Regions from separate parts of the Homo sapiens genome. Here all the other regions are linked to region 1. The links are chromatin loops, found by intact Hi-C in ENCODE. Cell type or tissue: psoas muscle. All regions are shown on one strand.

Region 1 (8,000 bases):
ACAGCTGGTAGCGTTAATGCTTGATGTATCCGAACCAGACCTGATCTTCACTCCCAGGTCACTGAGTGGCACCTGACAGACTAGTGGTGACCAGTGGATTCACCTTAGCACTGGTCAGCTATAGTAGAGCTGGGAGCCACACCTTCTAGAAGGGATCTCAACTGCAAAGTAGTTGTGAGCACTGTTTGTGGGGGTGGTGGGAGGGTTTAGGTATCCTGGTGCAGCAGGCCCAGGCTCCCATAGCCATGCACTGGCTGGGTGAGCTTTGCGCGTCACTTAACTCCTTTGGGTGCCCATTCTATAAATGACGATGATGCTGTGCTGGTCCCCCGACTGTGGTCCATTTCTGTTCTGCAGCTGAGGACTCAATGACTCGCAGCTTCTCAGAAGCCTTCCCTGGAGCCATAGGAGGCACAAGCTGTGTGTTGGACACTATCTTAAGTCAGTGACTCATCAGGCATCAAGTACGGGGCTAAGAAAAGCCCTGCCCTGAGCTCATCTCCCCTCAACGGAGACAAACAATTACTTAACATTTCTGGAAATATCCAAGGTACTCATAGCCAGCTCCATGAATTGGCTCCCCTTTTAAACTGTCAGTGCCTTGTGAATCTTCAGCCATCTAGAAGTGAGTGGCCCTTGAGCCCACAGCCATGAGCTCTTTGGGAGGCATGACCAGGACAGGAGAGTGGGGATCCCGAATTCCATCCGCTCTCCCTCCCTCTTGTCCTCTGTGGCCCTCTCAAGGCAAAGGCTCCACTGATACTGATCCACCTGGAAGAGGAGCTTCTGTCTGCAGACACCTGGGGCCAGCTGTGAGGGTGGGAGAGAGCTGATGTTACCCCTAACTCTGTCCTGAAACCTCAGAGGGCAGTGAGGGCCTGAGGAAGGTGCCCTCCAGTACCAGCCGTGTGGAATGGCCTAGCAACAGGACAAGCACAGATGTGCAGCAGAAAGAGGGGCAGGGCTTGCCACCTCGTTATTGAACACCTTCGAAAAATGAGAGCTGCCCCATCTCTTTAACCTGGTAGGCAGGTGATGTGAGCTCTACAGGAAGCTTGGCAGAACGAAGAGTCCCTGCGGGCCTGTGTGTGGGACTGCTGGTGTCTTCCATTAGAAGGAGCAGACATTCAGCCCTCTCTCTGTGTCTAGTGTCTCCTGCCTCCTGCCACCTTCCCTGCCATAAGGTGAGGGCCTTGGTGGTAAAGCAGGCACCCACACCCACAGGAGGGTGTGCTCAAACCCAGAACAGCCCCCTCTACCACACAGAGAAGACAATGGCAGCTCCCCAGCCATTTCTGGATCTGTTTGCCTGGTGGGCCGCATGGGGCAAGGAGCAGAGACCTCCAGCAGTTCCCTCACGCCCTGTCCGGCATCCACAGCATATTACCATATTCGCCGAAGCGCAGGGACTCCCACTGCTGCCACTCTACCAGGACGCTGACGGCGCGCACCCCCACGTAGATGAGCAGCATGCCCACAGTGGCGTCCAGGAGGAAGTTGATGAGGTACCTGTGAGGACAGGGCACATGCATGGTCACGGCAGAAGCCACGGGGCCAGAGGTCATGGCTGATGCAGGGTGGCCTGAGGGAAGCGGATGGACCCAGCATTTGTTTGGGCCCATTCTGGGGGCTGGGAGCCCTCATGTGCCAGTGTAGCTGTCACTACCATGTGCTGAAGCTCATCAGGAGTGCGACCACCTGAGGGAGGTGAGTGAGGGACAAAGACACTTTAAAACTGCCAGTGCTGGCTGCGCGCGGTGGCTCACGCCTCTAATCCCAGCACTTTGGGAGGCCGAGGCGGGTGGATCACGAGGTCAGGAGATAGACACCACCCTGGCTAACACGGTGAAACCTGTCTCTACTGAAAATACAAAAAAATTAGCTGGGCGTGGTGGCGCGCACCTGTAGTCCCAGCTACTCGGGGGGCTGAGGCAGGGGAATCACTTGAACCCGGGAGGTGGAGGTTGCAGTGAGCTGAGATTGCACCACTGCACTCCAGCGTGGTGACACAGCAAGACTCTGTCTCAAAAAAACAAAACAAAACAAAAACCTGCCAGTGCTTCTGCCAGGCGAAGGTTCAATGGAAGACAGAGTACCTGGAAGCAGCCAGGGAAATCAACAGGAAACAGAACTTAACTGATGACAGAAACACCTAGGCAATGATTCTGCTCACTCCCTGACAGTCCAGCCCAGGAGGCCCAGAACAGTGCTGCTGCACCAGAGAGGTTCAGGAAAACAGCCTCTCGGGTTTCGCAGACAAAGAGGACAGGGCAACATGGCCTTCGCCCATCCCCATCTGCAGTCAAGCATAAGTAATATTTTTACACTGTTTTTTTCTTTTTTTGAGATGGAGTCTCCCTCTATTGCCCATGCTGGAGTGCAGCGGTGCAATCAGCTCACTGCAGCTTCCGCCTCCTGGGTTCAAGTGATTCTCCTGCCTCAGCCTCCCAAGTAGCTGGGATTACAGGCACCCACCACCACACACAGCTAATTTTTGTATTTTTAGTAGAGACAGGGTTTCATCATGTTGGCCAGGCTGATCTTGAACTCCCGGCCTCAAGGGATATGCCCACCCTGGCCTCCCAAAGTGTTGGGATTACAGGCCTGAGCCACCGTGCCCGGCCTACACTTTAAAGAGCGAGCTTTACTCCCCATGGGAAAAGGCAAGATAACTGGGGGAGTGAGAGGAGGAGGCTCTGAAGGGCATACCACATGAACTGTGTTCTTGTACGGTCTGTTTCCATCCGACACAAAATTTTTTCTCTCACCAAAGAAAGGCCCTTTTCCACTCACCCTCTCTTGAGGGCCTTGTACCCAGATCCAGCTGAGCACTGCTGACCACAAGCTCCAGCTCTCCATGGTAGACAGAGTGGGAGACAAGGGCACTGGGTCCAGTACTGACCCTCTACGATACCATGTGGCTCTGAAATCCTTGCAGGTAAGCTGCAGGACACCACACACTCCAGGTGTGGTGAGCTTTCCAGTTGCTGAGGCTTGAGACATTTTGTGTAGTCTCACAGCCTCCTATCCTGGGCTGGAGCTTTGGTGATGTGCACACAGCACTCTGATGCCAGAGGGCGCAGCCTGTGCTAGGGTAGGTCAGCAGGAAAACCAGTGAAAAGAGGGAGGGGGCATTTCTCCTGCCTGCCCTTCCTCTGTAAAATCACAAGGGGTCACTCTTAGACCAGAGATGGCAGGAGCAGCAACTGCTTCCAAGGCAATTTCCCTCTGGCCTGAGGCTATGCTGCTCTCAGATACTTTGTGTCCAAAGCATCTCACGCCTGCGAGAACAAGGACATGTGATGTACATACAGACCTTACTTTCATTCATTCACTTAGCAAACATTTACAAGCCTACTGTGTGCCATGCCTTGGGAATAAAGAGAGAAAGTTCTATGTTCCATCCTCAACACAGATGATTCTGACAGACAGCAAAGCATCATGTGGGCCCTGGAAGCCAGACTGGCTGGGCTCCATGACTCCTGAGCGGTGTGAACTTACAGTATATATAACCTCTCTGTGCCTCAGTTCCACCACTGTAAAATGGGGATGATCAAAGTCTCCATTAATATATGGCAGGCTGCTATGAGGACAAAGGGAGGCAGAAGATGGGGCCAGGATGAGGTAGGCAAGCCTCCTCTGCCACTCCACCTGCTAAGAGAAGCACTATGTGGGTGCCATCAGCAAGGAGGACAGAATATCATGGCCGGATTGAGGTCACAGATGGATTGCTCTGGGGGCTGCATGGAAGGCACATTGCAATGATAAGGTGGAAGAGGTCAATGAGGGTCAACAACAGTTTTGACCCTGAATGGCTGACGCCACAGAGAAGCCCTGGTGTGTCCTGGTTCCAGAGCAGAGACACTCCTGTAGGGCATTATCCTTCCTTGCCAGGGGCGGCTTGGAAACTGGGAGACATAAGGACACTAGAAAATCAAAGGACAGAACTTGGATTGATGAACAGAAAGCCAGTGCATGGGGAAAGTGTCAACACGCAAAGCCCTACAAGCCAACTGATAGCTGTGTAAGTGAGCTCCAGGACAGCATGTACAGGATGGTCTCTCAGAGGAGCACAGAGGAAAAGGGGAGCACCCTCTCCCCAAGCCAGAGGGAGCAGGACCAGCAGCAGAAAGCAAGGCCAGCCTATATTTTCAATGGAGGGGCAGCTGATGTTTGCACTCAAATAGGGAACACTTACAGTGAACAAGGGTCCTCTTCAGTGAGATCTGCTAGGTATACATTTGCAAAGTGGATGAACAGCATTCCTATGGCTTGTTTGGAAGTGTCTAAAAACCTGTACAAAATAAACCAGCACTGGTTATTAGCCTGACAGGAGCGCAATATCCAATTTGAGGAAAACGAGAAGACTGAAACAGGAAGAAAGCCACCCCAACCTTCCAATCACTGGTTATCTCTTCCTGGGGCCTTGAGCACTAACTCAGGCTTGGCATCTCAGCCACCTTTCAAAGCCTTCAATAACACTGCCTTTGAAAACCCTAAAAGGTCAAGGATTGATATTTAAAATACGTTTTAAATTTTTTTCTTACTTCAAAATAAAATGCTCAATCGCTGCTTTGTGATGAAGCCCAAGGTGCCTCTATTTTAAAGAGCTCCCATTCAACTTCACTCACAATGAGCTAAATTATGTGTGAAATTAACAAGACGTGCACAAATCCAGTACTGCAGCTGGATCCCTAAAGAAATTTCAGCTGCTGCCATTTAAACAATGGGCTAGATCAGGGTAGGCAAATTTTTTCTGTAAAGGACCAAAGAATAAATATTTGAGGTTTTGTGCGCCATATGATCTCTGTCTCAATTCCTCAGCCCTGCCGCTAGAGAATGATGCAGTCATAGACACAGCTATTCCAATCATACACACCGGGCCTGAGGGCTGTAGTGTGCCAGCCCCTGGACTAGATGGTAAGCATTTCAAAAAAGAAAAAACAAGGGTGTTAATCTCTGAGAGGAGCTAACCCCGACCCATGTGACAGGAGCATGGTGGAGACAGCGTGTGCCTTCAGTATGTCCTCCACCACCAGCACCAGGTAGCCATTCTCCTCTGTGGTCGAGGCACCTCTTGGTCATGGCTGTCTCTCACAGCCGCCCAGCTGGGCAGGGTCTCAGGACTGCAGAGATTATCCAGACCAACCCAGCGACGGTGGCTGGAAAATCATTCCCTAGACTCACTGCAAAGGAGGAGTTACCAAAGGACAACGTATGTAAGACTCAAGAGAGCCCCAAAGCTAGGTCTCCCACCAGGTCCTGCCCCAGCCCTGAGGTGGGAGTCACACATTCTAAAGTTAACAGGGTTTGAGAAAAATCAACGGGGGGAAAATAAAAAGAATTATCAAATTCGCCAGCAACACGTTTAAGAACAAGTACACGCTTAATAATTTTATCACAGTGATTACTGACGTTTCCTCTGAAGGATAAAATGGCTATTTTGTTAGGAAATGTAGAAGCCCAAGGCAGCCTAAAACAGGCAGCTTCTTGTGGACACAGTGCTGTCTTGAAGAGCTGACTGTATCCTTCCAAGTGATGTATTATTTTGGAGTTTTGTCTTTAGAACCTACTTCTGAAGCTTTACCACCATTTCACGAAGGAAAAATTGTGACTGCAGGATCATAATCTGTGAAATAAATATATGCTTGATGTATATATCAAAGTCTATTTAAGAAATATATGTATTTGGTCTCTGTCCTGGTTTCTGACACAGAGCTCCTAAAACACTTGTAATCTCCTGAGTAACACAGGTGCTAAGAGGAGTTTTTGTTCTAGTATTTGGTCTCTGGCCTTGGTCCTGATACGAGCACCTAAACCTCATGGAATTTCCCGGAAGACAGGAGCCTTTTGCTCTAATGAAGGAAGTCTTAGTGGGCTCCTAGATAGCTTCAGGATGGGGCTAGTCACCAAAAGGACCAAGTCATGATCAGAAACTTAGAACTTTCAGCCCTAATCCCCCACCCTCCAGGGAGAAGGGAGGGGCTGGAGACTGAGTTAACAATCAATCATGCCTACATGATGAACCCTCCATAAAAATCCCTAAACAATGGGATTTGGAGCGCTTCCGGGCTGGTGAACACATCCATGTGCTGGGAAGGGGGCACACCCCAACTCCTGTGCTCAGGACACTTCTGGACCTCGCCCTATGCACCTCTTCATCTAGCGTTCATCTGTGTCCTTTATAATAAATCAGTAAATGTAAGTAAATGTTTCCCTGAGTTTTATGAGCCGTTCTAGCAAATTACTGAACCTTAGCGGGGAAGTGGGGGTTGTGGGAACCCCTGACTTTATAGCAAAGTTGGACAGAAATGTGGATACCCTGAGGACCCCACTACTTGCAACTGGCATGAAGAAGGGGGCAGTTTGTGGGACTGAGCCCTTAACCTGTGGATTCTGTTCTAACTCCAGGTAGTTAAGTGTCAGAAGTGAATTAAATTATGGGACACCCAAGTGGTATTTGCAGAGTTGGAAAGCTGGTTGATGCTGGGGGAAGAAAACCCTCATATATTTGGTGTCAGAAGTATTTTGAGTAGAGAAATAGTTTTCCTTTATGCTAGGACCAAGAAAGACTCGTTTGGAGAGAGGAGCGTTTATATGCTATGTTTGATCTCCAAATTTAGGCTAGTTTTTGCTTGCACATACAGAACACAGAATCCAGGAATTTAAACCAAATCTAACAACAGGTAGACATAGATGAAGGAGCCAGCATCGGGGACTGATGTATTTGTGTATCTTCCATCTTCTAGAAGTGGAAGCAGAGTGATTCTAAAATAAAGGTAGGATCAAAAGTTACCTGGAGAAACAAAAATGCTTTCATAATATACACAGTTCCTAATGAATTTAATTCAGGGATTCCACATACATTATATTATGTATCATTTCTCACATTCCATGCCCTCCCCACTCCAACACCATACCCCACCCCCAGCCCCAAGACCCCCAACATAGTCAAAAGCACTCCAGAATGAACTAATACCTAAACACATACCATATCCTCCACGGACGTCTTTCATGCTTTGGTTCTCTGAAGCGTTTGACTGAAAGAAAAGACAGACATCAGTAGTTTTCCAAAGAAGTTACATAAAGCAAGATGCACATAACAAGCTGGGTTATCAGTCTACTCACTGTGTGTATAACCAAGGTAATACACACACTCTTTTAACATGTAACAACATACAGTAAGCCCTGCGAAGGTCACTGAGGTCCTGTGTTGCCGATGATTGGTATGGACTCTTTAGAACTGGACACTTAGGGAGAAGGACTCCTCATAGCATGTGGAAAACTGTATTTTTCCCTTTGTGACACACAAGGCTCACTCAGATAAGGATTGGTAATGACAAAGCGGAACGCAGCTGCTTCTAACTTCAGGATGTGCTCTATCCAAGGACAAATCCATCATCAACTCAAACGTTTACTGAGTGCCTACTCCAACCCAGGCACTAAGGATACAAAGGTAAAACCAGTTGTCTTGCAACCAGGGGGCTAGACACGTACATATCACATACGGTGTGACACGTGCTAGAGAAGAGTGAAGTCTGTCGCAGAACGATGGCACAAGGGAAGGATGGCCAACCCCACAGTGGGGACCGAAGTGTTTGTGTATCTTCCATCTTCCAGTGAAGAAGAGACTTTACTGATGGGGGACGGTCAAGCCAAGCCCTGAAGGCTGGGTAAGAATTTGGCAAATGGATCAGGGAGGGGAGAAAAGATACATTCTGGGAAATATCACAAGCCAACAGGTACAGGGACAAAGCATGGCAGAGTGTGTCTGGCCTCATTTAATTTGGCTTTAACACAATAGGTAACAAGAGAACCTCCTGGAGGAGCGGCAGGTAGCAGGGTGACAAATTGAGCAGGGGCCAAATGAGGGAGGGTCTTGAATGCTGGGCCAAGGAAACTAGAATGAATCCTGCAGGAAACGAAAAGCCAGGGAAGAGTTCTAAGCAAAGTCAAAGACATGTTGGGACTAAGTTTTAGAAAGGCAGCTCTATGGCCGG
Region 2 (8,000 bases), 340 kb after region 1:
GGCATGGTTGTGTATTACAAAAGCTTTATTTATGGAAAGTGAAATTTGAATTTCACCTAATTTTCATGTCATGAAATATTTTTCTTTTGATTTTTTTTCCAACCATTTAAAAATGTGAAAGCCATTCTTAGCTTGTGGTCCCCACAAAAACAGGTGGTAAGTGAGCCTCCCTGGGCTGTGATTCGGTGGTCTCTGAGCAAGAGGCTACCACCTCTCCTAACCCAGGCCCAGAGCTCCCTGGTCACTTTCCTCATCCTCTTGGGGAAATGGCAGCCTCCTTCCCATGGGGCTCCTTTCAGGCTGCTAGGGGAGGCTCTGTCTTCTGTTCTGGGTGAGGACAGCTCTGGCCTGGCCCAGCCCTGCAGGGACTCCAGCCTGGGGTGTCTGGAGGGCCATTCCCTAGGTCCTGTTCGCTCACCCCTGCCCTCTGCTTGTAGAAGTCACCCAGAGACTACAGTAACTTTGACCAGGAGTTCCTGAACGAGAAGGCGCGCCTCTCCTACAGCGACAAGAACCTCATCGACTCCATGGACCAGTCTGCATTCGCTGGCTTCTCCTTTGTGAACCCCAAATTCGAGCACCTCCTGGAAGATTGAGGTTCCTGGACAGATCAGGCTAGCCCTGCCCTCCACCCACACCTGCCCGCTCCCCACGATAAGCACCAGTGGGACTGTGGTGACTTCTGCTGCTGGCCCCGCCCCTGCCCCCAGAGCGTCCTTGGCTGCCGTCTGGCCGGGCTCTCATGGTACTTCCTCTGTGAACTGTGTGTGAATCTGCTTTTCCTCTGCCTTCGGAGGGAAATTGTAAATCCTGTGTTTCATTACTTGAATGTAGTTATCTATTGAAAATATATATTATATACATAGACATATATATATATATAATAGGCTGTATATATTGCTCAGTAGAGAAAAACCATGGGGGACTGGTGATATGTTGATCTTTTTCAAAAAAATATATATATGACAAAAAAAAAAAAAAAGGAGCACAAGCTGTTTGAACCACCAGGTTTATTTGTGTGTCTAAATAAACACCAAATAGTACCAACCTGGTTGTCAGGACACGTTTGTCCCAGGAAGCTGGTGGTGGCCACTCCCACTTTTGGCAGCACTGGCCCGGAAGCCAACTGCTGGGCCTTCATGCAAATGTGTTTGTATTTATGGGTTTCCTCTGGCCCCAGGACCCTGGGCCTAAGGCAGACAGCTTTTCTGGGTGGCGACAGGGAGCCCCAGATGTCTCTGTGGGGTGATGGGACCAGCTGTAGCTGTCTCTGGAAGGGCAGAGAAGTAGAAGACATGAGCAGAGGCTTTGAGGCTGGCTCCAGATGAGGGAGGAGGACAAGGGAGAGGAAGAAAATACAGCTCAGGCTTCAAGCATATCTGGATTTAAATCACAGAGTAGCCAAAGGATGTGGGCACGTCACTTGATCATTTTAAGCCTCAGTATTGGGTGGGCGTGGTGGCTCACACCTATAATCCTAGCCCTTTGGGAGGCTGAGGTGGGAGGTCTGTGTGAGCCCAGGAGTTTGAGACCAACCTGGACAACATAGCGAGACCCTGTCTCTTTAAAAAAAAAAAAAGAAGAAGAAGAAGAAAAAGAAGGAGAAAAAGGCTCAGTTTCCTCTAAAATGGGGACAAGGCAAGGAGACCATAGCTGTAACTCCTCATCTCATTACCATTTATCCCTGCCTTTGCCGCAGAGGAGTCTGTGTCTAAATTCTAGAATCTATATCATAGCAGCTTTTGCCTACCTGGGGAAGGAGAGACAGGCAGGGTGGGAGAGAAAGGTGGAAAAATGCTGAGTGACTGGGCCAAGGTTGACAGACATGCTCCAGTGTGCCTGTCGTGCAGGTGAGGAATGGCTCCAGGAGACCAGGAGGTGCCGGCATCCCCCCAAGAGTGCACAGCTGGAGACAGTGTGTCTGCTCTGCCCTCCTCCCCACCGTTTCCATGTCTCCCCCTCTCCTGGCTTTTCATTGCTTCCGCCTCCCTCGCTACCTCTCCCTCTTTCTGTTCCCGCCCTGCTGTCTGGGACACCGGTCTCAGGCAGAGCCTGCTCTTCAGCCCCTCTGGTCCAGCCCTGGCCCTCTGTCCCTAGAGGGGGGCGAGGCACTCCTAGCACCGGATTGGCTGGCCTGGGCAGCCAAGCAACTGACTTCCAGCAAGTTCATTTTTCTGGGCTGAGGTACAAGTTTCCACAACCGGAGAGGGTGGGATGGTATGGGGCTGGTGCTGGCCCAGGGAGGGGGCTGCAGGGATGGGGGCCAAACTCTCCCCAAAGAGACCAAATGTCCCCTTCTCCTCCCCACCTCCTATCTTCTCAAGGAACCTTCCTCTTGAATTCCTGCTCTGCCTTGGGCCAGCCTGGGTGTCCAGGACAGCAGGGAAAACCTCAGAAAGTGCTTGTCCTGTGGGATCACACGTGGAGGAACTGGCAGCATGGCATAGGCTCTGTTCTGGGACACTGGGGCTGTAGGAGCCCAGAGGAGGTGCCTGGAGACCCCCTGTTCCCTGCCTCTGCCACAACACACACATTCCCCAAGAACCCTCATGGAGCCATTCAGAGGGAGGTTAGAACAAAAACGTGGTTGGTGTCTGAACTCAGAGCCTCCCAGCGTCCTCCTGAAGCACCAAAGCGGAGCCTTGTAACTCGAGCCGTTTCCTCCCGTGTGGAACCGGGGAATAGGTTGTTTATCAGCCAGAGGCAGTGGAGGGTGGTGGGAAGAACATGGTGCCTGGAATCAGAAGCCTGGGGTTTGAATTCCACTCCGCTACCTACATACCAGGCACTCGATGAGTTCCTTCATGGGCCTCAGTTTCCTCATCTGTAAAACCAGACCATTAATCCTGCTGCCTCATGGAACTGACTCTGGCAGGCCCTTGTAGGACTGTTGGTCCACTACTCAGTGGTGCCAGGCAGAGCCCAGGAAAGGACAGGGGCTGGGCCCGTGAGGTCCACCTCAAGCAGCCCAGGACAGGAAGCAGCTGCTGGGGACACTGCCAAACTGCCTGGGAGGCTACACCATTCCAGGCCCATTCCCAGCCATTGGGTGGGTGCCAGGCTTGACCCAGCAGCCTCAGGAAATGCCTCTTAAGGCTGGGCCCTGAACCACACTTTCACTAGGACCTGGGGACCCTGAAGCAGGCAGACTGCCCTCTGCCTCCCACCTGCCAAGTAGGTATTTGAGCAGCAGCCAGCCTACCCCCGACCCTGCAAGGGCCAAACAGAGCTGGGTGCCCCATCAGTGCTGGGCCGAGCAGCATGGATACAGGAGGGCCTGGAGGCAGGAGCATGAGCTCGGCTACTAGACAGCCCTGGGTTCGAACTGTGCATGTCCCTGGTTGTGTGACCTCAGTAAATGACTTAACCTCCCAGTGCCCTAAATTCCTCTACTGTAAAATGGGGATTACCATGATGGCTGCCGTGGACTGTGATGATGTCTCTAAGTGCAGGGCATGAGCTCAGCGTGCACTAGGTGCATAGGAAACAGCAGCCACTATGACCCCGTGCCCGGGTGGGATGAAACATGCTCAGGAGAGCAGGCCTGTCCACTGCACACTGCACTTCGAGTGCAAGTCCTCTAACTGGACCGCAGGTGGGCGGTTAAATGCACCCGCCTCATGACCCAGTGGTGCCTTTCAGGCAGAGCTACCTGGGAACTTCACCCAAGGGCCCCAGAAGGCTTGCCAGGAAGCCCACCACTGCATGGATTAATGGAAAAACTGGAAGCAAGCAGAAGGCCCAGCAGCCGGGGAACTGGTTAAATACTCTCCTGGCGTGGAAAGTGGTGCAGGGCCAAGTGATCGGCAAAAAGAGACATTGAGAGAATCAAAGATGCAGCCAGATTCTACCCTGTGGTTCCACAGGCCAGCTCGTGAGGGCATCCAAGGTCTCAGGCACAGCAAAGAGCTGCAGAGATGAAGGATGGATGGAAGGATGGATGGATGAATGAATGGATGAATGAATGAATGAATGAATGAATGGACTGCCGAGACCCCAAGTCCCTTTAAGGCAGTGGCTCCCAAATTCAGCGTGTGTTGGTACCATGTCAAGTTCTAACCAGCGGGTCTCAGCCCTGGCTGTCACTGGAAGCCGATGCCAGGCTGCCCTGGTCTACTTACTCGGTGATCTGTGGAGGGCCGGGCATCAGTACTTTGAAAGCTGCCCCTGCGGTCCCACCTGCGCAGAGCCAGTTGGGGAATCTGCATTTTGCCCAGTCATCCTGGTGAAGCCAGAAAATGCTACTCTGAACAGGCCACACCCTGGAAGGCGAAGTCACCTGCCTGTATGGCCCAGTCTTGGCCCGCAGAGGCCCGAGCATCCCCTCCACAACCTGCGCCCCGCCTGCGCAAGGACCACGGGCGGAGGGTTGGTGGCTAGGGAAGAACGGTGCGGAAAGCACGCGGCCCCAGCTGGGCTACAGCGCCCTCTGGCGGCCAGAAGGCTCGCGGGCGCTGAGGCCGCAGACCCCAGGAGGGGAGGACCCCCGTGGAAGGGAGCGCCGGCTTTCTCACTTCGTGTCACTACTCCCTGGGGAAATATTTCAATAAAGAGGTACTGGGTGACCATTTTGGAGAGGTTCAGAGACGTGGAGGTTACAGCTAGACAGCCCCCTGGTATTTTTAGGATCTCCGGACCGCCCTAAATTCAACCATTCCAACGTCACAGCCACATTCCCCCATTTATTATTAATTTATTTAGAGACAGGGTCTTGACCTGTCACCCAGGCTGGGGTGCAGTGGTGCCATCACAGCTCACTGCAGCCTCGACCTCCTGGGCTTGTCAAGCAATCCTCCCACCCTCAGCCTCCCGAGTAGCTAGGACCACAGGCATGTACCACCCTGCCTGGCTAATTTTGTATTTTTGGTAGAGTTGGGGTTTCACCATGTTACCCAGACTGGTCTCAAATTCCTGAGCTCAAGCAATCCTCCCACCTCGACCTCCCAAAGTGCTGTGATTACGGGCGTGAGCCACCGTGCCCATGAGCTCACCATGCACCTGCCCCTTCCTCGGCCTCCCTCAAAGCTGGATGGGATCTTCAGCTCCCCCCTGCACCCTGACTGTGCCCAGCACGTGATCCCGGACGACTGTGGTGTCAGAGGCTGGGGAGCTGGTTGTGGTTTCCTGAGTGCTGACCATCCTCCCAGGCACTTTATCTCCTTAGGCTGGGGCAGGGGGAGATACATGCAGCTGAAAATACAAGACCTGGCAGCAAAGGAAAGGAATGGGGACAAAGGCCCCCAAAGGTGAGAGCCAGGCCTGAGTCAGCACAGCCCAGATCAGGCCAGACATGTGAGGTTTGGGGCACTCCTTGAGTCTGGTCGTCAGATTGAATCAGCCCTTCACATAGCCTCAGTGATTTAAGTCTTCAGAACTTGAACGCCAGTTCCTAAATCAGGCTTCTTAAGTGGGGCTTAGAAGATTGATATGGTTTGGCTGTGTCCTTACCTAAATCTCATCCTGAACTGTAGTTCCCATAATCCCCTGGTATCGTGGGAGAGACCCAGTGGGAGGTAATTGAATCATGGGGGCGGTTACCTCCATGCTGTTCTCATGACAGTGAGTTCTCACGAGATTGGATGGTTTTATAAGGGACATTCCCCGCCCCCCCCAACTTCACTCTGCACTTCTCCTTGCTGCCGCCACGTGGAGGACGTGTTTGCTTCACCTTCTGCCATGATTGTAAGTTTCCTGAGGCCTCCCCAGCCATGCAGAACTGTGAGTCAATTAAAACTCCTTTATAAATTATCCAGTCTCAGGTATGTCTTTATTTTATTTTATTTTTTATTTATTTATTTTTTTGAGATGGAGTCTCACTCTGTCACCAAGGCTAGAGTGCGATGGCGCGATCTTGGCTCACTGCAACCTCCACCTCCCAGGTTCAAGTGATTCTCCTGCCTCAGCCTCCTGAGTAGCTGGGATTACAGGCATCTGCCACCACGCCTGGCTAATTTTTGTATTTTTGTAGAGATGGGGTTTCACCATGTTGGCCAGGCTGGTCTTGAACTCCTGACCTCAGGTGATCCTACAGCTGTGGCCTCCCAAAGTGCTGGGATTACAGGCGTGAGCCACCGTGCCCGGCCTTATTTATTTATTTAGAGACAGAGTCTTGCTCTGTCTCCCAGGCTGGAGTGCAGTGGTGCAATTTTGGCTCACTGCAACCTCCGCCTCCCAGGTTCAAGCCATTCTCCTGCCTCAGCCTCCTAAGTAGCTGAGATTACAGGCACCTGCCAGCACGTCTGGCTAATTTTTGTATTTTTAGTAGAGATGGGGTTTCACTATGTTGGCCAGGCTGGTCTCGAATTCCTGACCTGAGGTGATCTGCCTGCCTCGGCCTCCCAAAGTGCTGGGATTACAGGCATGAGCCACTGAACCTGGCCGATATGTCTTTATTAGCAGTGTGAGAACAGACTAATACAAAGACTCCTAATTTCTTCTCTGTCTCTGTCCTGAAATACATAACTCTGAAAGCCCTGACATTTGCTGCTCAGCCCACATTAAGTACTGGATAAAGCTCAGAGCTTTGGGGAAGGTACTTTTCCTTTTTCTTCTTAGGAGAGGGGAGTTTAGCTTTCTATCAGTTTCACCTGGGGTGGTAGATGCAGGAGCTGTGAGTAGGGTGGGCAGTGCTGCGCTCTGTTCCCAAATTTGTATATTCCTTCATGGAACAGGTGGCTGCTGTGTGCCAGGACCTTGACGAGCATCACTCAACAGGCATGACTGTGCCTGGCACTCATGGTGTGTGGCCTGAGAGCCCATGTCAGAACACCCTGGGACAAGCACTGTGCTTGATGCTTTTCCTGCATGGTTGCCTGCAGTTCGTCGTCACAACAGCCCCGTGAGGAAACGGCTGGGACTCTCTCCTTTTACCGGTGAGCAAACCCAGGCTCTGAGAGGTTGAGTGATGTGGCCTACAGCTCTGGAATGGGGGCTCCTTCCATCTGCGAGTTGGTTCCCTTGTCATGTTTCCTGTAGAGACAACAGGACATTCTCCCTTCTTTTCCTGGGCTTGCTCAGGAACTGTCAGAGAACACGAGGGCTCCCTACCCTGGTCCTGTCCTCAGAGGGTCCAATAAGAGAGAAGTGAGCCAGTGGCAGGCAGGGACAGCAGAGGGCAGCAACGATGGGCACAGGCAGGCTGACTTGGAGCTGGAAGGACCCTTGGAGATTATGGGTCTGTAGTGAGGATATCCATGGATTCACAGTGGGGAAGCTGAGGCCAGAGAGGAGAAGGGGTTGGGCCAGGGTTGCACAGGAAGGTAGTGGCAGGGATGCAGGGAGACCCTCAAAGAGAACAGCCAGCTGGTCCCCAACATGCTACCTCCTAGAGGGCAGAATCCTGACTCAGTGTCCTTTGCACCCACTGCAAGCCCACAGTGAGCCCAGCACGTGGTGTGTGGCCAGTCAGTGTTGAGGAATGAGCACAGGTGAGTGAATACCGAGTGTCCACTGAGTGCTCGCTTCACCCCAGCACAGCCTGCCTCTCATTCTCTTTTCCCCTCCCCTGCTCTGGTATGAGGAGGGACAAGGATAAGAAGTAGGTAAAGTTAGGAGTGGCCTCTAGTGCTGCCTGTGGCACTAACGGTGGCAGATAACCAAAGCCCAAGGCCTTAGAGTTCATGTCCTCCAGCAGGTGGGTGGTGGAGGCCAGCCGCCCCAGCCGAGGGTGGGGACCCGGCTCAAGAGCAGGGCAGTGGCTGGGCATGGTGGTTCATGCCTGTAATCTCAGCACTTTGGGAGGCTGAGGCGGGCAGATCACTTGAGGTCAGGAGTTTGAGACCAGCCTGGCCAATATGGCAAAACCCCATCTCTACTAAAAATACAAAAAAAAAAAAAATTAGCCAGGCATGGTGGCAGGCGCCTGTAATCCCAGCTACTTGGGAGGCTGAGGCAGGAGAATCCCTTGAACCCAGGAGGCAGAGATTGCAGTGAGCCAAGATCGTGCCACTGCACTCCAGCCTGGGCGACAGAGTGAGACTCTGTCTCAAAAAAGGCAGCAG
Region 3 (8,000 bases), 140 kb after region 1:
AAAGCCTTAGTGTTGAGGTAACACAAAACAACACCAGAGGGAAATGAGGAAGTGAGCCATGTGGGTACGTGCGGAAGAATATTCAAGGCAGAAAAACAAAAAGAGCAAAGTCTCTGAAGTGGGAGCTTGTGTGGCGTATTTGAGGCCACAGTGGTTGGAACAAAATGATCACAGCAGAGATGCTAGGAGATGAACTCAGGAAGCTATCAGGGAGTCATATTTTATATGAACTTGCAGGCTGCTGTGAAGATTTTGGCTTTGGGGAAGCCATTGAAGGATTCTGAGCAGAGGAGGAACATAATTTGATTTATCTTTTAAAAGGATCACTCTGCAGCTATGTGAGAAGAAAGCAAGAGCAGAAGCAGGAAGACCAACTAAAAAGACCACAGAATAATCCAAGTGAAAGGTGTTGGTGGCTAGGTCTAGGACAGGAGAAGTGAAAATGTGGAGGAAGATGTAAGATGGATTTGGTGTATGAGAGAAAGAGCAGTATCTGGGCTGACTGAAGTTTCTGGCTTAAGCAACTGGAAGGATAGAACTGCCACTTATGGAAAAAGGGAAGTCTGAAGTAGGAATGGTTTGAGGAAGAAAAATTATGATGAGCTTCAGTGCAAAATAGGGCAATATGATTACTTCCCTCACCACTAAAGGTTTGTTCTTGGAGTTTTCAGGAAAATGTTTTCAATCAACAAAAGTATAATTACTATCTGTGTAGTGTCTCCAATTTATAAGCTTTTTTTCACCCACGATGCTTCATTTGAACATCATAAAAAACTTTTTTAGACAGCAAGAATGGGGCCAATTCTTTTTTTTTTTGCCCCTTGGGAACCTCCTTGTTGGCTTCAATCCCATCTTACATTTCACGTTCTCTAGGTTTACCAATCAGCCTTGAAGGCATTTCCCCATAGCAATTCAGTAATTTATGCTGCCTTGTTTTTTAACATTCCAATTTCAACACCCACATACTTTCCAATACAGGCACTTCAATGACAAATTTTCTAGCTTTCTTTAATGTATGTCTTTCAATAATCTCAGGCATAAATAATCTTTAAAAATTCATACTATAATGAATACTATATTGAATATAGGTAATATATATTATTATAATATATACTGAATACTATACTAAATACTGTGTGTGTGTGTGTGTGTGTGTGTGTGTGTGTGTGTGTGTGTCTATTCATACTATAATGATTCATACTATAATGAGTTTGGAAATATCAGGCTGACCACCCTATAAATCCCTGGTCCACAGTTGGCTAAGTATGACCACTTCGCAGCCCGGCTTCCTTAGCAATTACTGATTAGTACCAGGATATTGAGCACCTCCTCTTTGCCAGATACCAAGACGACTAAATTGCAGTTTTGAAATTATCTTTCACTGTACCAGAATATGTCAAAAGCATTTAAAATCATTCTTTATCCTTATATTATCTTATAGGCTGGAACGGTAGCTCTTCCAGAGTTCAAATATGATTACATTTTCATCAATTAAATGCTTTATTTATGGGAGCCAGTAACATGAGCACATGTTGAAACAGTATGTCTTTGTTCTGATTAAATCAGGAGCTATTTGATTCACCAACACAAGCACTGTCAAAACATACCAATTCCAATAGTATTATAAAAAGATTATAGGAAAAGACCATGTTCAGTTATGAAAAGACTTGAAATTATTCTGTAATTTCATGGTTGCTGTTTCTCAGCTTTCTCATGTCAAGTCACAGATCAGAAACTTCATCTCAACAGAACAAATGCTTGTTAACCATTTATCAAGAAAAAAGAAAAGATTATTTGAGTACCTACTATGTATGTGCCTGGCACTTTTTATGTATTGTATACTAAATAATTAGGCACACAGAACACTGTCCAACACATGGTAAGCTTAATATTTAAGTGTTTATTATTTTTTAATAATCTTTTATTTAATCCTATTCTGCTTAACTCATACAATGATAATTCCATTTTACAGATGAGGAAAAGTTAACATGTCAGTTCATACACAGTCATGCATCGCTTAATAATGAGGATATGTTCTGAGAAATTTGTTGTTTGGCAATTTTGTCATTATTCGAACATCATAGGGTATACTTACGCAAACCTAGATGGTGCGGCCTACTATACACCTAGGCTATACGGTGTAGCCTATTGCCCCTAGGCTACAAACCTGTAGGCAACTGTAACACAATGGTAAGTATTTGTGTATCTAAACATATTTAAACATAGGAAAGGTGTAGTCAAAATATATCATAAAAGATAAAAAATGAGGCCAGGCGAGGTGGCTCACGCCTGTAATCCCAGCACTTTGGGAGGCCAAGGTGGGCAGATCATTTGAGGTGAAGAGTTTGAGACCAGCCTGGCCAACATGGTGAAACCCCGTCTCTACTAAAAATACAAAAATTAGCTCGGTGTGGTAGTGGGCGCCTGTAGTCCCAGCTACTCAGGAGGCTGAGGCAGGAGAATTGCTTGAACCTGGGAGGTGGAGGTTGCAGTGAGCTGAGATCATGCCACTACACTTCAGCCTGGGAGACAGAGTGAGACTCCGTCTCAGGAAAAAAAAAAAAAAAAAGATAAAAAATGGAACACTTATATAGGGCACTTATCATGAATGGAGCTTGCAGGACTGGGAAGTTGTTCTGGGTGAGTCAGTCAGTGGTGAGTGAATGTGAAGGCCTGGGATATTACTGTATACTACTGTAGACTTTCTAAACACTGCACATGTAAGCCACATTAAATTTGTTTTAAGAATACTTTTCTTCCTTCCATAATAAATTAACCTTAGCTTACTGTAACTTTATAAACTTTTTGATTTTTAAAATTTTTTTGACTTTCTTGTAATAACACATAGCTTAAAATACAAACACTGTATAGCTGTACAAAAATATTTTTTTGGTCGGGCGCCATGGCTCACGTCTGTAATCCAATACTTTGGGAAGCCGAGGTGGGCAGGTGACCTGAGATCAGGAGTTTGAGACCAGCCTGGCCAACATGGCAAAATCCCATCTCTACTAAAAATACAAAAAAAAAACTTAGTCGGGCAGGCATGGTGGCAGGTGCCTGTAGTCCCAGCTACTCGGGAGGTTGAGGCAGGGAAATCGCTTTAACCTGGGAGGTGGAGGTTGCAGTGAACCGAGATCGCGCCACTGCACTTTAGCCTGGTGACAGAGCAAGACTCTGTCTCAAAAAAAAAAAAAAAATTAGCAGGGTGTGGTGGCGAGTGCCTGTAATACCAGCTACTCAGGAGGCTGAGGCAGGAGAATCGCTTGAACCCGGGAGGTGGAGGTTGCAGTGAGCCGAGATCGTGCCACTGCTCTCCAGTCTGGGCGAAAGAGTGAGACTCCATCTCAAAATATATATATTTTTTCTTTATATCCTTATTCTATAACTTTTTTCTATTAACTTTTTATTTACTTGTTAAAACTTTTTGTTAAAAACTAACACAACAGCCTAGGACTACACACGACCAGGATCATCAATATCGTTGTCTTCCACCTCCACATCCTGTCCCACTGGAAGATCTTCGGGAGCAATAACATGCATGGAGCTGCCATCTCCTTGATAACAGTGCCTCCTTCTGGAATACCTCCTGAAGGACCTGTCTGAGGCTGGCTTACAGTTAATTTTTTTTTAATAAATAAAAGGCATATACTCTAAAATAATGATTTAAAAGTACAGTAAATAAACCACAGTTATATATTATGATCAAGTATTATGTACTGTACATAACTGTATGTGTTATGCTTTTATACAACTGCCAGTGCAGGTTTATTTACACCAGTACCACAACAAACACGAGTAGGTATCTCACTATGACTTTAGGATGGCTACTACATCATCATTAGGCCATAGGAATTTTTCATCTCCATTATAACTGTATGGGACCACCGTCATATATACAGGCCACCATTGACTGAAACACCATCATGCCATGCATGACTGTAGATAGGAAGCAGCAGGGGCAGCATTTGAACCCTCATCTGATCCCAAGCCTGAGCTCCTTAGTGTTTCTGGGCTCTGGGGCTTTTCTTGGAGCTCAGAGAATACAAGGATAATTGTGAGGTATGTCTTATACCATAGAGTGATGGCCCTAGATGATCTGCGCTCAAGTTGTTTTATTCATTCATTCATTTAACTTCTAAGTTCCATACTGTTCTGCTTAGAATGGTGAGTAACCAAGAGTCTGGATGGCACCTAGACAGATGCTGCCATCTATAAGCTTCTAAAATCTTATTCTAGTAGGGCCCTAAAACAGATTAATTCATATGAAAGGATACAGTACACATTTTTAAATTAAAACACATTTCCTTATTAATTCTTTAATGGAATGGAATAACACTGAATTAAGAATGGAATAACACTGAATTTAGCCAAAAGGCTAAAAAAATCAGTGTAATAAACAGCCATCATCAAAAATGTCAGAATCATCAGGAAAGCATAAAAAACAAAGTCTTTCCCCAACGGAGTAACAGGCTCTGCCTCAACCCAGAAGAGAGCTGAGGGGAAGTTATAGTGGTTGACTTAGAGAGACCCTTGGGAGGTCCAATCACTCACCAAACTTTAACTCGTGATTATAAGAGAGGATGCTCTGGGGATTTTGCTGCTTTGTATTGTTACATTAAACATACAAGCATTTTTAAAAGCTCTATGTTAGAATTTAAAGATGCCTAGACTATAGACACATATGCTGTACAATTAATTCACTGGAATTTTTTTTAAGTTTAAGGCCCTATAAGAACTAGATTATCAGTTATAAATATTGAGAACTTTTGGATAGGCTACCACCCCTCAAAAATCACGACAGGCAACCATACAGGTCAGTCCCTCAAGAACACCTCAAGAACCTGTCCCTCAAGAACGCCTCCCAACTCCAGGGTAATGCTGCTGCGAGGGTATCCTCGGGGAAACACAATGGTGAATGTCTGCTGCAAAACACTGAGCCAATACCTAAGAGGCATGCTGAACATTTAACAACAATGATACTAGGAACAAGTATTAGTTATTTAGAAAAAGTATAAATTATTTAGAACACAAAACAACTCTTCAGGAGCTTTTAAAGTAAGTGCTTCCAAAAAAGGAGTAAATCTCTGGTTACTACTAGAGATGTACTACGTAACACATTAAATCTGTAAAATAATTTGGCACAAAAAGTTAAATGGACATGAGGAAAAAAACCAGCCTAGGTTATGATAATTAATTAGGAATCTAAACAGACTTATATGCAAGATGTAAAACCAAAACCCTAACTGGCAGAATAGCAGTCTACTTACTTACCTGTTATTTCCAAAGCGCAGCAGGACACTTGGCAGCCTTCTGTTTGGTTAGTATTAGACCCTAGTCACACCTTAATAGTTGTTTTTATAGATTTCAGTACCCCCACACCTTTCAATCTAACATATGTAAACATTCTCTGAAAACCAAAAGTATCTAATGTTAAATATATAGAAATTTTTGGTTAAATCTCTACACCTGTTAAACAGAAAGATTCCTCTTCCTGATTTCTTTTCTCCACTTTTCTATTCTTTCCTTAAAAATAATTTGGTTTCTTTCCTACCACTAAATTATTATTTTGTGAACTTAAATGCAATATTACAAAGGTGGCCAGTTTTCTAAGATTAGGACTTACCAATTCCACTTTACAGTGCTTAGTACAAAATTATTGGTATAATTTTCAATCCTTAATAATACTATGCTACTAATGGTCATGTTTTCATGTGTTATAAGAAACATGCCTTTTGGGAGGCTGAGGCAGGAGAATGGTGTGTGAACCCGGGAGCCAGAGCTTGCAGTGAGCTCAGATTGTGCCACTGCACTCCAGCCTGACTCCATCTCAAAAAAAAAAAAAAAAGAAAGAAAGAAAGAAAGAAAGAAACATGCCTTCCATAAAACTATTCCTACTAATGTTCATGTTTTATAAGAAAAAAATAAGGCCAGGTGTGGTGGCTCACACCTGTAATACCAACACTTTGGGAGGCTGAAGTGGGCAGATCACGAGGTCAGGAGATAGAGAACAGCCTGGCTAACACGGCGAAATGCTGTCTCTACTAAAAATACAAAAATTAGCTGGGCATGGTGGCGCGCGCCTGTAGTCCCAGCTACTTGGGAGGCTGGGAGAATTGCTTGAACCTGGGAGACAGAGGGTGCAGTAAGCCAAGGTCACGCCACTGCACTCCAGCCTAGTGACAGAGCTAGACTCCATCTCAAAAAAAAAAAGAAAAAGAAAAAAATAGTGTTTACATAATGTATAACTTCTTTCAGCCTTGGACAAAACTATCATTGAAACAGACGTCTGAAGTCATCCAAACAGGCCGACAAGAATTTAAAACTTCATTATTTGCAAATTAACAACGAAAAAGGTAGGCTTAAGGCAGACAATTGGTTACTAATGTCTCCTTCAAAGGGAAAAAATTTCCAGCACCATCTACTAAAACTGTTCGGATATATTCCAAAGGCTAGTTGTCTTTTAGGATTTTTCTTGGGAGGGGTTGTTCATTTTAATTGTTGCATTTAAAATGTTCAAAAAATAAATGGGCTTAGTTGGTCAAAACACAACCACTCACTCAGGAAAAACATCATCATAAAGGTAAAAATAACTCAAAGCATACACCCGAAGTCATTAAAAGGTTTTTCCTCAGTTTTCTCTTATAGGATGTGAGATAAATGCAGTATTATTCTCTATTAAAGTATAAAAGACAACTCGACTCAGTTGTCTAACTCACATTAAATTCCTCCAAAATGGTATTTTGAAGAGTATCACAGGCTCAGCCACATCAAGTTTGGAATTTTGTGACACAGAGTCAGATGACAGAACACTCAGTCCTTCCTCACTTGGAAACAAAAACCAAATGCTTGAAGAGACTTAATGTCAAATCTAACTATGCAAAGTCTTAAGTTTACTTCAATTTCATCTCAAAGCAATCTTTAAAGAAAAAAAATCAATAAGCCATTCAAACACCAGAATACTACTTTTCTCGGAATCTTTAACAAAACGTCAAACAAATTCAGACTGTTGGACTGTTAAACTTCAAAGAGCCACCTTAATATTTTGAAAACATCAAGAAAAAGTTGAGCAAGAAAGAGAGGAAAGGGAGGGAGAGAAGAAGGAAAGAAGGATGGATGGAAAGAAGGAAGGAAGGAAAAGTTTTCTCAACTTTAACAAATACTATTATCAAAGCTAAGGAGTTTTGGCCTTGGGAATTCAGATATTACGCATAAAACAAGGAAATAAACCTAATGAACAAACATTACTACTATGGGGTGATGTCAACCTTGCAATTTTGGAGAGAGATTAATGAAGTGGGGTGAAGTATAAAGAGAATAATTTTTTCACTTCAAATGATGAGTAATGAAGTTCAACATATAAACATTTTTTGTTTGCTCATTTTTTCCCAAATAACTACTTTACACCCACATTACTGTCTCATTTGCAAACGTCTGCATAGTATCTTCAGCAACTATACCTAGCACTGCATTTTTACATACATTAAGCCAGCTGCCTGGATGATTTTTTAAAATTGCTCTTTGTTTCACTGAATAACTGAGGCTGGTGACTCTAAAAGTTAGAGAAAACTTTAATAAGTAACACCCAGTCCAACAGTCCTCAACAGTTCTGTTGTACACACCATTCCCATGTGCCAACATTTCCTCAAATAACAGCTCTCCATTACCCTACAGTGCTTTTCTAGAGAATTCTTCCCTACCTGCTGTGGTTTGAATGTTGTGTCCCACCCAAAATTCACATGCTGAAACTTCTTTTTTTTTTTTTTTTTTTGAGATGGAGTTTTGCTCTTATTGCATAGGCTGCAGTGCAGTGGCACAATCTCAGCTCACTGCAACCTCCACCTCTTGGGTTCAAGCAATTATCGTGCCTCAGCCTCCCGAGTAGCTGGGGCTACAGGGAGGCGCCACCATGCCTGGCTAATTTTTGTATCTTTAGTAGAGACGGGTTTCACCATGTTGGCCAGGATGGTCTCGAACTACTGACCTCAGGTGATCCGCCCACC

The links. Hi-C counts contacts between places; a loop is a spot of excess contacts. Peaks named below come from ENCODE experiments on the same cell type or tissue, not always from the same donor. Only the 100,000 strongest peaks of a DNase experiment are listed, where the experiment ranks them.
Region 2: it touches region 1 in a loop (3.0-fold over the local background); 12 of 110 quality-filtered maps call a loop at or near these places.
Region 3: it touches region 1 in a loop (3-fold over the local background); 13 of 110 quality-filtered maps call a loop at or near these places.

The regions. Positions count from the first base shown.
Region 1 is chr3:52,848,405-52,856,404 of GRCh38, forward strand. It overlaps STIMATE-MUSTN1 (STIMATE-MUSTN1 readthrough), which reads right to left. Exons shown (of 10, transcript NM_001198974.3): 2 at 6,992-7,040; 3 at 4,199-4,294; 4 at 1,388-1,509. STIMATE (STIM activating enhancer) reads right to left here. Exons shown (of 8, transcript NM_198563.5): 2 at 6,992-7,040; 3 at 4,199-4,294; 4 at 1,388-1,509. Among named protein-coding and RNA genes, the nearest start is that of MIR8064, 5.9 kb to the left of the region's middle. In psoas muscle, CTCF peaks have their summits at 3,128 and 3,327; DNase peaks (open chromatin) are centred at 427, 1,497 and 3,087; H3K27ac peaks cover 2,760 bases.
Region 2 is chr3:53,191,671-53,199,670 of GRCh38, forward strand. It overlaps PRKCD (protein kinase C delta), which reads left to right. Exons shown (of 19, transcript NM_006254.4): 19 at 438-1,047. The coding sequence ends at 596. Among named protein-coding and RNA genes, the nearest start is that of PRKCD, 34 kb to the left of the region's middle. RefSeq lists enhancers at 376-635, 2,503-2,797 and a silencer at 4,391-4,440. In psoas muscle, CTCF peaks have their summits at 4,449 (motif pointing left) and 4,649; DNase peaks (open chromatin) are centred at 2,991 and 4,391.
Region 3 is chr3:52,983,594-52,991,593 of GRCh38, forward strand. All of the region lies in intron 1 of SFMBT1 (Scm like with four mbt domains 1), which reads right to left. Among named protein-coding and RNA genes, the nearest start is that of SFMBT1, 58 kb to the right of the region's middle. In psoas muscle, a CTCF peak has its summit at 3,590 (motif pointing left); no DNase peak of the experiment used is centred here; H3K27ac peaks cover 1,883 bases.